Regions from separate parts of the Homo sapiens genome. Here region 2 is linked to region 1. Evidence: chromatin contacts called from ENCODE Hi-C data. All regions are on one chromosome and are shown on one strand. The core of a region is the stretch at or near the end of the contact, and the rest is flanking DNA. Distances in the headings are between cores, read along the strand shown. Region 1 overlaps CLTCL1 (clathrin heavy chain like 1). Region 2 has its middle 55 kb from the start of LINC00895.

Region 1 (6,580 bases), core at 2,034-4,533:
ATCATGCCTGGCTGAATTTTTATTTTTAGTAGAGACAGGGTTTCACCCATGCTGGCTAGGCTGGTCTCAAACTCCTGGCCTCCCAAAGTGCTGGGATTACAGGCGTGAGCCACTACGCCCAGCCAAGGCTATTTTTACCTACGCATAAAACTGTCTGGTGAAATCATCAATGAAAGAAGAGCACGAACTTGAGGTTACCTGCATGTTTGAGAAGCAAGTGTTTAAGAAGACAGCAGAGCTACAGCCACCTGTAAGTGCCTGGAAGTACACACAAACTAACAACTATCAAAGGAGGTTGATCAGACAGCAAGACAGAATATCGTAGCCACCTCAGGCACCTTAATCCTGGCATCCTGTCATTAGTCAGGGTTTATGATTCCATTAAATATAATTTCACATTCCATATGCCATTACCATATAGCATCTCCAAGTTTAAAAACACACACACAAATTCCTCTCTATAATACTACAGCCCTTGATAGCCTTTCTGGCCTACAAAATAAATCTCATAACTAAATCTTTACAGCTGCACTTATGATGTGAGTTGATTAAAATCTGACACAGAATCTCTGATGGTGAATTTTGAAGTGGAGAGGAACCCCAGGTGGCTGGCCCATGCGGAAGCACGCACTCTTACCTCTATGGTGCCTGCCCATGCAAAAGAAGCACGCGCTCCCACCTCTATAGTGCTGGTCCATGCCGAAACACACACTCCCACCTCTATACTGCCGGTCCGTGTGGAAGCGTGCACTCTCACCTCTATAGTGCCGGTCCATCGGAAGCACGCACTCGCACCTCTATAGTGCCGGGCCTGTGCTGCTGCCCCTGCCACAGCTCCTGCTCATCTGGCTTCTACATTATACTTCGGGCAAGTCTTCCCTGATACATGCCCAGATCTGGTTCTCCTGCCACCTTTCTCCAAGCTTTGTTCACCATGATTTGAAGAGTTCAACACATCCTTAGGCCACATGAGACCTTCATAAAATGCCAGCTCCCTTTCTCTGAGCATTGTGTTAAAGGACAGTGTGGGCCAGAGCAGTAAGAGGAGCGCAGGCTCCTAGAAAATGTGAAACTGAGGCTGGGCTCTGAGACAGGCAGGAGCTAATAAGGGAAGGGCTAGATTGAGGTAGAGGAGGTGGTAAGAAGATTGGCATGTCTGGGGAGCAGCCAATGGGCAGGCTGGATGGGTGAAGCGGTACGAGATTGTAACAGAAGATGAGTATCAAGCAGATGTTTTGAATCTGCCTGTGTCCACAGCTACCCCTGGCATAGCCTCACCTGTGCTCGCTGAAGACAGAGTTATCCAGAACTATCTTCTCCAGCAGTTCAATCAGTTCATTAGGCAGGTCGGCTGTCATAAAGGCTTTGACAGTGACCGAAATCTCTTCAGGATCCCGTGTTTCTGACAATGCTGTCTGTACCACCTGGTTTTAAAAAGCATTTGAAAGAACTTGATTAAAGTCAATTCAAGACTGTATCTTTGAAGCTAAACAGAAGGGAAGGACTCCTCCAAGATGGTCTGGAATAGACACAGAGAAAATGGGAGACTTCTTAATGTAACAAAGGAAGGGTTTTCAAAGTTAATTTCAGGAAATTCTGTTTGCTCTGTTTTGACAATTAGTTTTTCTCTCATATCAAATATGCTACAGACTCTTACTCAGCTCCAATGACCAGTGCACCAGGCATTTTGAAATGAATGTCTCCTTTTAGATTTGTCTCTTAAAGCCACTAATAGCAAATATGGCTCCACTTCTCTAATGAAGACACCGCAGGGGCTTCCAGCAGCCTCTTACTAGAAGAGAGCACTGCCACTGCTGTGGCACAGTCCACAGCCAGAGCTGTGGAGCCACGTGCCTTCACACCGGATGACACTCAGAACCACAATCTGAAGGAAAGACCAACAAAAGACTGGCTGTGCCACCCCTCCTCCAATTATAGGTGTCTCACATACAAAAACACTTACAAATAGGGTGGAAAGACAGTTTTCCAAAGAGTACATTTCCCATGCAACAGCAGTTTGGAACGCCAGCACTGTTCTCTTTGCACTTTGGACCAGGCACCTTCAGTGACTTCCAGAATCTAATATTTTTGCCAAGTTTCTGGTTCTCCTCAGGGGTGGGCAACAGCCGTGTATCAATGAGAGGGAAGAGACAGCTCTGGACGGTCTTTCATGGCTAACACAGCCCTCTGACCATGAACTTTCACCTAGCAATCTTGAGGGGCCTTAAAGGAACCTAGGGTCAAGGTCAGTCCAGTCCACCTTTCTGCTAGTCTTTGTGAACTCAATGGTACCATAAGATGCAAAAGTTCTACCTCTGTGGAATTTGTAGTAACTACAACAAGGAGGCTGAAGAGTTTGAGAACAGGAGCTCTCCCAGCAGCTAAGGAACCAAAAGGGTATGCCTGAGGGAAAGGGGCACCAGGACACAGCACAAGTCCATCCAAAGGAGAAGGTACACTTCCAACAGTGACATCTAACTGTCAATTCTTGAAAACCTTGGAGGCCGGCCGCGGTGGCTCATGCCTGTAATCCCAGCACTTTGGGAGGCCAAGACGGGCAGATCATGAGGTCAGGAGATCGAGACCATCCTGGCTAACACGGTGAAACCCCAGCTCTACTAAAAATACAAAAAAGTAGCCGGGCGTGGTGGCGGGCGCCTGTAGTCCCAGCTACTCGGGAGGCTGAGGCAGAAGAATGGCGGGAACCCGGAAGGCGGAGCTTGCAGTGAGCCGAGATCGCGCCACTGTACTCCAGCCTGAGTGACAAAGTAAGACTCTGTCTCAAAAAAAAAAAAAAAAAAAAAAAAGAGTTCGAGACCAGCCTGGCTAACATAGTGAAACCCCATCTCTACTAAAAATACAAAAATTAGCCAGGCGTGGCGGCAGGTGCCTGTAATCCCAGCTACTCAGGAGGCTGAGGCAGGAGAATCACTTGAACCTGGGAAGTGGAGGTTGCAGTGAGCCGAGATCACGCCATTGCACTCCAGCCTGGTGAAGAGCAAAACTCTGTCTCAAAAAGAGAAAAAAAAAAAAAAAGAAAGAAAGAAAACCTTGGAGCAACTTAAATAAATACACACAGGTTGTTTTAAGGGCAAAAATAAATTTCTACCATCTGTTTGAGTCAATACAGGATGCCCCACCTAAGGTTGCCTCAGGACACTGCTCTCAGTAAACTTTTCATAATGAGGTTCCACTCCAGACACTAAAAGCAGCCTCCCTCTGTTATTATGCGCTCTGGATTACAGGAGCATTGCAGTTGAATTTCGCACCAGGAGGTGGCTACAGATATCCAATTACAGCAGAGATAATGAAAGACCAGCAGCTCTACCCAGAAACAGGAAGACAAGAGGCCCCCGCTGGCTCCGGTATGGTGCAGTGTTAAAGTGGCCCTTCCCCAGTACCAACATGAAGTCACCTTCAAGGTGTACCAGGTGGCTGGACTATACCTGGAGAAATGTCTGATGTCTGGGAACCTGGATGTAGAACCCTAGTAGAATATTGTGTTGTTTAATATTTTTATTAGATTTGGATGGGTAAGTCCAAAGTTGAAACAGAGATTCAAAACAACATGACCTTCCATAAATCTCAAAGTATTTCAAAATAAAAAGTTTATTTAAAAAAGTAGTGGCACAGGCTTGAGGAAACAGTGGACAGAAAACGAGAGGATGAAATTCAGTAGAGATAAAGGTCAAATCCAGCCCTCAAGCCTTTCGAAAGCACTGGTCCAGCAGGTTGGCAATGTGTATGAGGGAGGTGGGAGTTTTAACTGGTCCTATTCTCAGGGCTGAAGCCACTTGTTGGACGAGGGTTTTGTTCCAACATTGGTCTTGCCCCACCCCTAAACAGTCTGCCTAGCACCTAGGGACAGTGCTGAGGGCAGCAGAGGCACTATCTGCAAATGTCTGTGAGGCTATAACTGGAGAGGAGGCTCTTCCACAGGGCTGTGGGAAGCCCTCCCAGAGGCCGAGGCAGACTCCCACCTGCCAGGCCATACCCAATAATGACCCCTGGCCCCAGCACTCTGCCCAGTCTCCAAGGAGGTGCTGGATAGTCACAGGGGCATAAAGAGCACCTCAACAAAGGGAAGTCAGCTGAGACAACCTTGAAAGCTACTTCACCTCTGTCCACGAGGGCTGAGCTGGGCCCAGCATGCAGGCATGACACCAGGTACTCTCTTCCTGGGCTGCATATCCCTGCTTTGGATCCAAGGGCCAACTCTATGCCCTTGGCCAGTTAACAGTTCCAAGTCAGCTTACCCTGGGGAATCAAGCTATTTTTAGGCAAGCTATTTCTGCAGGGGAGAAGGTTCGTAAGGACTAAGATGTTTTATTTATTTATTTATTTATTTATTTATTTATTTATTTAATTTTTTTGAGACAGAGTCTCACCCAGTTGCCCAGGCTGGAGTGCAGTGGCGTGCAGTCTCGGCTTTCTGCAACCTCCACCTCCTGGGTTCAAGCGATTCTCCTGCTTCAGCCTCCTGAGTAGCTGGGATTACAAGCATGCGCCACACAGTGTGTTTTCGTATTTTTAGTAGAGATGGGGTTTCACTATGTTGGCCAGGCTGGACTTGAACTCCTGACCTCAAGTCATCCACCCGCCTCGGCCTCCCAAAGTGCTAGGATTACAGGCGTGAGCCACCATGCCTGGCCTATTTATTTATTTTTTTGAGATGGAGTCTCTGTCTGTCGCCCAGGCTGGAGTGCAGTGGCACGATGTCGGCTCACTGCAACCTCCACCCCCTGGGTTCAAGCAATTCTCCTGCCTCAGCCTCCCAAGTAGCTGGGATTACAGGCGTGTGCCACCATGTGCGGCTAATTTTTGTATTTTTAGTGGAGATGGGGTTTCACCACGTTGGCCAGGCTGGTCTTGAATTCCTGAGACCTCAAGTGATCCACCCACCTCCGCCTCCCAAATTGCTGGCATTACAGGCGTGAGCCACTGCCCTCAGCCAAGATGTTTTAAATTAAAAATGAAACCAGTCACTTGAGCCACAATGATGATCGGACGGCAAAATGCAGGTGTGCAGACATACCCATCTCTGTGCCTCACCTGGTCAATTAGCTGTCTCCTGGATGGGTTGGTCTCCTCAAGGACGTGAGCCCAGAGCTCCGGATCCTTTCTGCATACCAGGTAGCGGGCCTCGCTTTTGAACAGAGAATTCTCATTGCACACCTGAAATGAGCACACTCATGTGTGTGACACAGCAGCCAACCAGCGGAAGCTGCTTGGGAGGACACACCCCAATTCGTTCCCTGTGTGCCTGATACTGGTTTGGTGGACAGTCAGGGCCCAGGCAAGACGCTATGCTTTGACATGGGATGAGCAGCATCCTACAGGGTTAACGATGGACTCAAACTACCTCAAAATGCCCTTTCCAAGTTTACAACAACTCCCAGGGATGTGCCACATATCTGGCCAGTAGGACTTCCTGCATTCAGGGACATGCTCTGTCTCCCATTCTGTCTGATACAGCCACTAGCCATGGGAGGCTACTGAGCCCTTGAAATGTGGTGCGTGACAGGAACTAAACTGGTAATTTTTAATTTAGTTAAATTTAAGTACTCATATGTAGCTAGCTTTAAACCATCTGTAAAATGTTATCAGAACAGCCTAGAACTGGTATAAAACAGCACAAACACTGCAATGTTTCAAGATCTAAAAACTGTAAACTGTGCTTTCACTGGTAGATCTGGAGACCTTTTTCTGAATGTTATAACAGATCTCCAAAACACCAACAGTCCACTGGAATGTTCTAGCGTGTGCAGCACTTGCTAAATCCTGGTGAGGATCAGATCTGTTGAGTGCCAGATGCCCGGCACAAGGCTGAGCGGCGTGCACACGTGCTTGCGGATGCAGCGCAGTCCGCCTGTGTATCACAGGAAAAGCCCAAGCAGGCTGGTGTGGCACCAACCTCACAGGTGCCCTATTCATGTCTGGATTTTTAGATCAAATGATTAGGTAGGAACAGTTCATACAATTCAACCTAAACATGTAATTATATGTGGATCCAAGCCTGGGCAGATGCAGGCAAAAGACCTGGGCAGATGTCTCAAGGAGAGGCCAGCAAGAGCTCATTGGTCAGGTGATGGGGAAGGGCTTGTGTAGAGGGTTACCCCAAAAAGGGGGCATGAAGTACAAGGGTACTCGGGACATGAGGCACCCAGGGAATTGCAGGCCTCTCCAGGTGGGGTGGCAAGATGGATGGCTGATCAAGTTCGGGAGTTGGGAAAGGTGGCAGTCCACAGAGGAGCTCACGAGTCAGGCCAAGGAGTTCAATTCTGCCCTCAAATTGCCAGGCAATAGTAAGGACTGTAAGCAGAGGGATGATAAGTCAGGTTCAGGACCAACTGGTCTACAGGTACAATGCATACAAATTGCATGAGCAAGTTCCCAAAAGCTGTGAGAATCACAAGGAAATAATCTCATGACCTGCCATCTCCAGGTGCACAGAAAGCCCTGATCAGCTCCCCACAGGCACACCTTTGAAAGCTTCCCTGGGAGCCCAGGGTTACATGGGCAGCTCAGCACATCTGCTACCCACCTTGATGAGCTCAAGGTCACACTGCCCCCGCTCATA
Region 2 (6,580 bases), core at 1,095-3,594, 400 kb after region 1:
CTGTCAGCCACACTGCCTCCCAGAATCCAGGTTGGGGGTTTCCGATGCTGTCTGTTCCATGTGACCTCACAGCCTCCTGAACCAACTGATGGCCCCAAATGTTTATCCCCATTCCAGATGGCACCTGGTGGTACCTGAAAGTGACCTCTGGGCTGCGAGGTGCGTGGTAATGTCCCTGTGGCCCATCTCTAGATCGTGAAGAGGGTGATGTGAATCATAGCACACTCCAGGACATCACAGGGCCCCAGCACAATTGTGTATGCTGTGACTCCGTCACCCAACTACTTCGAGTCTTCAAAGACATTGAATTGCCATTGTTCTAATACTTATTTGCCTTTGGTTCCCACTCCTTCCTCCCCGTGGTGGGAAGAAAGTTGGGGAATGTGCACCCAGAAGATGTCGGGGCTGGATCAAGCCCCTTTTCAGTCACTGTCATTCATAGTTGAGATGTGAACTCTGCAAAGGCAGTGAGTACAGAACATTCTTGTTTCCAGTGCAAATCCACTGTGACCAGGAAGCTGTGCCTAGGTCTCTGACTCCAGCCACCCATACCTCCTCTCCCTGTACCCAGAGCCCTGGATGAAAGCATGAGTCTGGGATGCTGGGAAGAGGGCAGACAATGACAGCTCCCAGGCGCTGTGGACCAGGCAGGCTCTGTGTTGGGCTTTCCTGGCAGACGATGCTGTAGTTAGTTAATCCTCTCGAGGACATGTGAGATGAGGGTATCATTACCTTAGAGATGGAGGATCTGAGCCTCCAGCAGATAAGCAGCTGCCCCGCTGCAGAGAACTGAAAATGAAGCTAAGCTTGTTGGCTTTTCCCCACCAGCTGCCTCCCACTTCCTCCACCTGCTCTGTCTCTGCAGAAAACATCAAGAATGCAAATCCAGCCCCTTGGCCAGCTCATTTGCACACACACTCACCTCAGGGGTCTCTGGGGGTGTCTTGGATGCAGACCTCCATCCCTCACACCCTCACACCTGTCCGTCCAAGGGTCAGGCCATGCTGGAGTGCCTGGGCTGGCCTGATGGAGATGCTGCACCAGCTGAGTCATGGCGGGAAAACAGCCGGGAATCACCCAATATCTATTCCTTCCTTCCTTTCCATTTTCTTTTACAACAGCAAAATGATGCCAAGATTTTTCTGTGCTTCCCCTGTTATAGGCTGATTTATGGCCTCCCTCCCAAGTTCCTATGTTGAACTCCTAACCACCCAGTCCCAACCCCATATGGCTGTATTTGGATAGATCTTTTTCTTTCTTTCTTTTTTGAGACGGAGTCTTGCTCTGTTGACCAGGCTGGAGTGCAGTGGTGCAATCTTAGCTCACTGCAACCTCTGCCACCTGGGTTCAAGAGATTCTTGTGCCTCAGCCTCCTAAGTAGCTGGGACTACAGGTGCGCACCACCACGCCTGGCTAATTTTTTGTATTTTTAGTAGAGACGGGATTTCACCAGGCTGGTCTTGAACTCCTGACCTCAAGTGATCTACCTGCCTCGGCCTCCCAAAGTGTTGGGATTACAGGCCTGAGCCACTGCACCTGGCTGAGAGAGGGTCTTTAAACAGGTAATTCATTCAAAATGAGGTCATGAGGGTGGGCCCTACTCTTGTATGACTGGTGTCCTATAAGAAAAGGAGACTAGGGCCTAGCAAGGTGGCTCCCAACAGTTTGGGAGGCCAAAGCAGGAGGATTGCTCAAGCCCAGATGTTCGAGACCAGCCTGAGCAACATGGTGAGACCCCCATCTCTACAAAAAATTTTAAAAATTAGCCAGGCATGGTGAGGTGCACCCGTAGTCCCAGCTACTTGGGAGCCTGGGAGGCTGAGGCAAGAGGATCGCTTGAGCACTAGGAATGTGGGGCTTCGGTGAGCCATGATTGTGCCACTGCACTCCAATCTGGGCAACACAGCAAGATCCTGTCTCTAAAACTAAATAAAGAAAGAAAAAGGAGAGGAGATTAGGACACAGGTATGCCCAGAGGGATGACCCTCTGAGGGCATGGCGAGAAGACGGCCATCGACAAGCCCGGGAGAAGGTCCCCGGAAGACATAACCCTGCCCACGCCTTGATCCCAGACTTCCGGCCCGCAGAATATAAGACAATAAAGGTCTGCGGTGAGGCCACCAGCCAGTGGCACTTTGTGATGGCAGCCCCGGGAGGCCAAAACAGCTGCCTGTTCCCCACGTCCCTCTCCCAGCAGAAGCGCATGGGCTGCTCTTGAGCCCCAGCTGCAGTCCATCACTGTCAGTGCTAATGCGAAGCTCCCCTAAGACTGACTTGACAATATTGGCGAGTGGGCTTGACCCACCAGCCTGCATCCGGTGCCGGTGAATGGGCACTTACGTTCCTTATTGAAACGCTACTTGTGGCCCTCTGCTTCCCGGAGCTCCTGGCAACAGCCCAACTTTATGTTCCAAATAGGAAAAGGCTGCTTGATTTAAAGACTCGGACTTCATTAGGCGTTACCTTGATTTATGGAAAAATAATACTGAATGGTTGCATAACAATGGCCCACTGCTCACCTACGTGTGGCCTGGGGTTAATAAAACCGGCACATTTGTCTCTCCCACGATGACGTCAACGTGTACCAGCCCTTCTCTTCCACATGGGAAACGTGTTATGTTGTTCCAATTGTACATTCACTTGGTGAAGGGTTGTGTTAAGTGATTCCAAAAATTGACTGTGTATATTTTCTCTAGGGAAGTTATTGTATATTATTTTAGCTGGGAACATCTCTCGCACACAATTACTAATCAGAAGTGAAAATCAGGATTTGTCCCCGGCCCACCTGGCGGATCTGATGCAGCGCCAGGGCAGCCCGTGAAGACGGGCGCTCTTCCTCCGTGACTCTGGGCCAGGCAGAAGGAGCCTTGGAGAGGCTGCAGGAGGAAGCCCGGCTTGAGGCCATTCCTGTTTTGTCTTGCTGGAATTCAAAGATATTTGTTAATCCTTTCCCCCCACTTGAGTTGAGAAGGCCTGGAATGAGGTTTCACAAGCTGTGCCCTGTAGAGCTCCTGGGGAAACTGGCTCGAAAGAATGACTTCTCGAGAGGGAAACTAATATTTGCTTATTTTCCCCCCACTAACTTCCCAAGGGAAGGCTAATCTTTAGAAACACAGAAACTTTGGAGGCCAATAAAATTGAGAGCAAGAGAAGCGAGATTGTTTCATTGTTGCCACCATGAAGGAGAGTTTGTTTTTACTGGATTTCTTTTTCCCTTCAGGAAGGCTCTGGTAAGAGTCCTGATAGATTATTCTCGCACCCCTGGTTCTGGCTTTCCCCCCATTGTTTCAATTGCCCTTTTAATCACCACGATCTCAGTCAAGGTCAAGGCTGCTGTTTCATGTACCCGTGCCCCGCCTGCCCTCCTCTGCCGCGGATTCCCATGGGGATGTGTGTGGCTGCATGACCACCCTTCCGTGTCACCAATCACACCGAGCAGCCCTGAAGCCAGCGTGGGGTGTCGGCAGGGTGGTGGCACTCGGCATTTCCCAGCCTCTTCTTGGATGCCTGGGGTCCTCTCTGCAGGGTTTGGTGAGGCCCTGCTGGGGTGAGAGCCCTTGGCAGCCCCAACTGTGTCTGATCACAGGCGAAGCATTTATGAGGCAGCTGGGTCCCATAACAGAAACAGGGAAACCAGAGGCAGAAGTGACATTACGAAGTGGCTTACGGCGCTGCTAAGTCAGGGTTGGGGTAGCAAAGCGTCATATAGGGAACTGAAATGCTTTTCAGCGCACAATAGCAGTGAACTGGATGGGAATCTTCGGGCCGAGAGAAGTCCAGGCAGAGGCGTTAAAAAGTTTAGGCAAGGAAAAGGAGTGAAGGGCTGGACCTGGTGGGGTGGGGTCCCATTCCCAGGAGAGTCGGCCCTGCCCCAGCAGCTTCCAGCTGGAGCCTTCAAGGACCTGGAGGGGGCAGGACCAACCCCTCCACCCTCCCTGCCCTTCACCCTCAAGTTCACCTGCAGGGCTGTCTTCTTGCTTACTAAGGCCTGGGAGAGTTTAATTCCAAAGCAGAGGATGATGACTGGAGAAACGGATGCCTGGTTGAGTCACTTCTGGGGGCTCAGCATTGGAATCCCTCTGTAACCTCCCAGAAGCAGAAGTGGTGGCGTCCAAGGCTGCCCAGGCCCCTCCAGTGATGAGGAGCCCAGACCCTACAACACGCCTTTGCCCCCTGCACACCCTTCCTGCTGACAGCCCCATCCCATGCTCCTCCCCATCTGACCCGTGTGTGTGTGTGTGTGTGTGTGTGTGTGTGTGTGTGTGTGTGTGCGCCCCCCACCCCCGCAGACCTCCCGAGACAGCTCTGGCAGCCCCACCTGCCAGGGGTCAAGTGCAATTCCTCTGGAAGTAGCATCTTTCACATGGAAACGTTCCTTTATTTTCAGTAGTTATGGTCGTCAGCGAGCCCTCTTAAAGGAGTCAGGTGTCCTGCTTTTGTTAAAATGACGTTGTCTCCTAACTCTTAGAGAAGAGGAAAAATGTCTCTGCCCAGCTGGCATGCTGGGGCACAGACCACTGAAGCCAAGGCTTTGGACTCGGGGGTTCTGGAGGCTGGAGGAAGGGAGAAGGGGATGCAGCGCAGCGTGTTGTGTGTGCATAGTGCTCCAGGGACTCCAGAGGAGAAAGGAGTCCCTGGGGAAGAGACATGGGTCTGCCTCTTATCCTAAGTGCTTTCTGGTGCTCCAGGGAGAAGTGTTTCTTGTCTGAGATGTGGCAGACATTTAGAATCATTGCTCAGAACTGTCTCATCTTAAACCTTTTAACCAGAAAGTACAGAACCATTGCTCCAGGGGAAATACAAGCTTGTGAGAGCTTCTGTTTGCAACATTTCATTCACTAATCCATACATAACCTTGTTGTGTGTCTGTTTCTGTTGAAAGACACTTTAATATATATTATTGCTTCTTTAATGTATTCACCACCAGCAACACCATAACTCTTGCCTGAACGCAGCTCATCTAACACACATATTTTCCGCATACAGTTCATTGCAGCCTTTTTTTTTTTTGAGATGGAGTCTCGCTTTGTTGCCAAGCTGGAGTGTAGTGGCGGGTTCAAGCGGTTCTCCTGCCTCAGCCTCCCGAGCAGCTGGGATGACAGGTGCCTGCCACCACGCCCGGCTAATTTTTGTATTTTTAGGAGAGACAGGGTTTCACCATGTCGGCCAGGATGGTCTCAAACTCTTAACCTCATGATCCACCCGCCTCAGCCTCCCAAAGTGCTGGGATTACAGGCGTAAGCCACCACACTCGGCCTTTTTTTTTTTTTTTTAAGAGATGGGGATCTTGTTCTGTCACTCAGGTTGGAGGGCAGTGGCATGATCACAGGTCACTGCAGCCTTGACCTCCTGGGCTCAAGTGATTGCCCACCTCAGCCTCCCAAGTAGCTGGGACCACAGGCACACGCCACCACATCCGGCTCATCACAGCCTGTTTGTGCTTAGGAACACTAGACAGCCCTCAAGGTCTTTACCTATAAAGTAGAGATGTCAGAGATGTCAGAGGCACTTGAACCAGAGCAACTCCATCTTGAATAGGGGCTAGGTAAAATAAGGCTGAGACTTACTGGGCTGCATTCTCAGACAGTCTTTTTTTTTTTTTTTTTTTTTTTTTTTGAGACGGAGTCTCACTCGGTTTCCCAGGCTGGGGTGTAATGGCGTGATCTTGGCTCACTGCAACTACCACCACCCAGGTTCAAGCAATTCTCCTACCTTAGCCTCCTGAGTAGCTGGGACTACAGGTGTGCATGACCACGCCTGGCTAAGTTTTGTATTTTTAGTAGAGACGGGGTTTCGCCATGTTGGCCAGGCTGGTCTCGAACTCCTGGCCTCAGGTAATCCACCCACCGTGGCCTCCGAAAGTACTGGGATTACAGGTGTGAGCCACCACTCCTGGCCCCTCCGGTTAGGCATTCTAAGTCACAGGATGAGATAGGAGGTTGCTGCAAGATACAGGTCATAAAGACCTTGCAGATTAAAACAGGTTGCAGTAAAGAAGCAGGCTAAAAAGCCATCAAAACCAAGATGGTGATGAGAATGACCTCTGGTCATTCTCACTGCTACACTCTCAAACTGTCAACAATTTGACAATTTACAAATGCCATGGCAATGTCAGGAAGTTACTCTGTATGGTCTAAAAAAGGGAGGCATGAATAACCCACCCCTTGTTTAGCATATAATCAAGAAGAAACCATAAAAATAAGCAACCGAGGCCGGGCATGGTGGCTCACGTCTGTAATCCCACCACTTTGGGAGGCCGAGGCGGGCGGATCACAAGGTCAGGAGATCAAGACCATCCTGGCCAACATGGTGAAACCCAACTCTACTAAAATGCAGAAAAAATTAGTTGGGTATGGTGGTGCGCACCTGTAGTCCCAGCTACTCCGGAGGCTGAGGTAGGGGAATTGCTTGAACCCGGGAGGTGGAGGTTGCAGTGAGCTGAGATCGTGCCACTGCACTCCAGCCTGGCAACAGAGCGAGACTCCGTCTCAAATTAAAAAAAAACAAAAAACAAAAAAAAAAGCAACCAGCATCCCTCAGGGCTGCTCTGACCATGGAGCAGCCATTCTTTATTCCTTCA

What was found. A loop is a pair of places that touch in the nucleus more often than their neighbours do. Pooled maps may share reads with other maps.
Region 2: a loop to region 1 is called in a map of chondrocyte, with 3 times the contacts of the local background. The contact joins two enhancer-like sites. A Hi-C loop is called at or near these places in 8 of 168 maps with a recorded cell type or tissue (GM12878, K562, chondrocyte and 2 more), 4 of 37 single-sample maps with no recorded cell type and 20 of 50 pooled maps.

The regions. Positions count from the first base shown.
Region 1 is chr22:19,214,833-19,221,412 of GRCh38, forward strand. CLTCL1 (clathrin heavy chain like 1) reads right to left here. Exons shown (of 33, transcript NM_007098.4): 17 at 6,545-6,580; 18 at 5,053-5,175; 19 at 1,279-1,424. Among named protein-coding and RNA genes, the nearest start is that of SLC25A1, 39 kb to the left of the region's middle. RefSeq lists an enhancer at 2,886-3,623. Within about 2 kb of position 3,284, at least 5 of the 41 ENCODE cell types and tissues checked have a DNase peak (open chromatin) inside an H3K27ac peak, as active enhancers do; they include heart right ventricle, where a contact is called at or near this core.
Region 2 is chr22:19,618,683-19,625,262 of GRCh38, forward strand. No RefSeq gene overlaps it. Among named protein-coding and RNA genes, the nearest start is that of LINC00895, 55 kb to the left of the region's middle. RefSeq lists a silencer at 1,004-1,298 and an enhancer at 1,649-2,410. Within about 2 kb of position 2,345, at least 8 of the 41 ENCODE cell types and tissues checked have a DNase peak (open chromatin) inside an H3K27ac peak, as active enhancers do; they include heart right ventricle, where a contact is called at or near this core.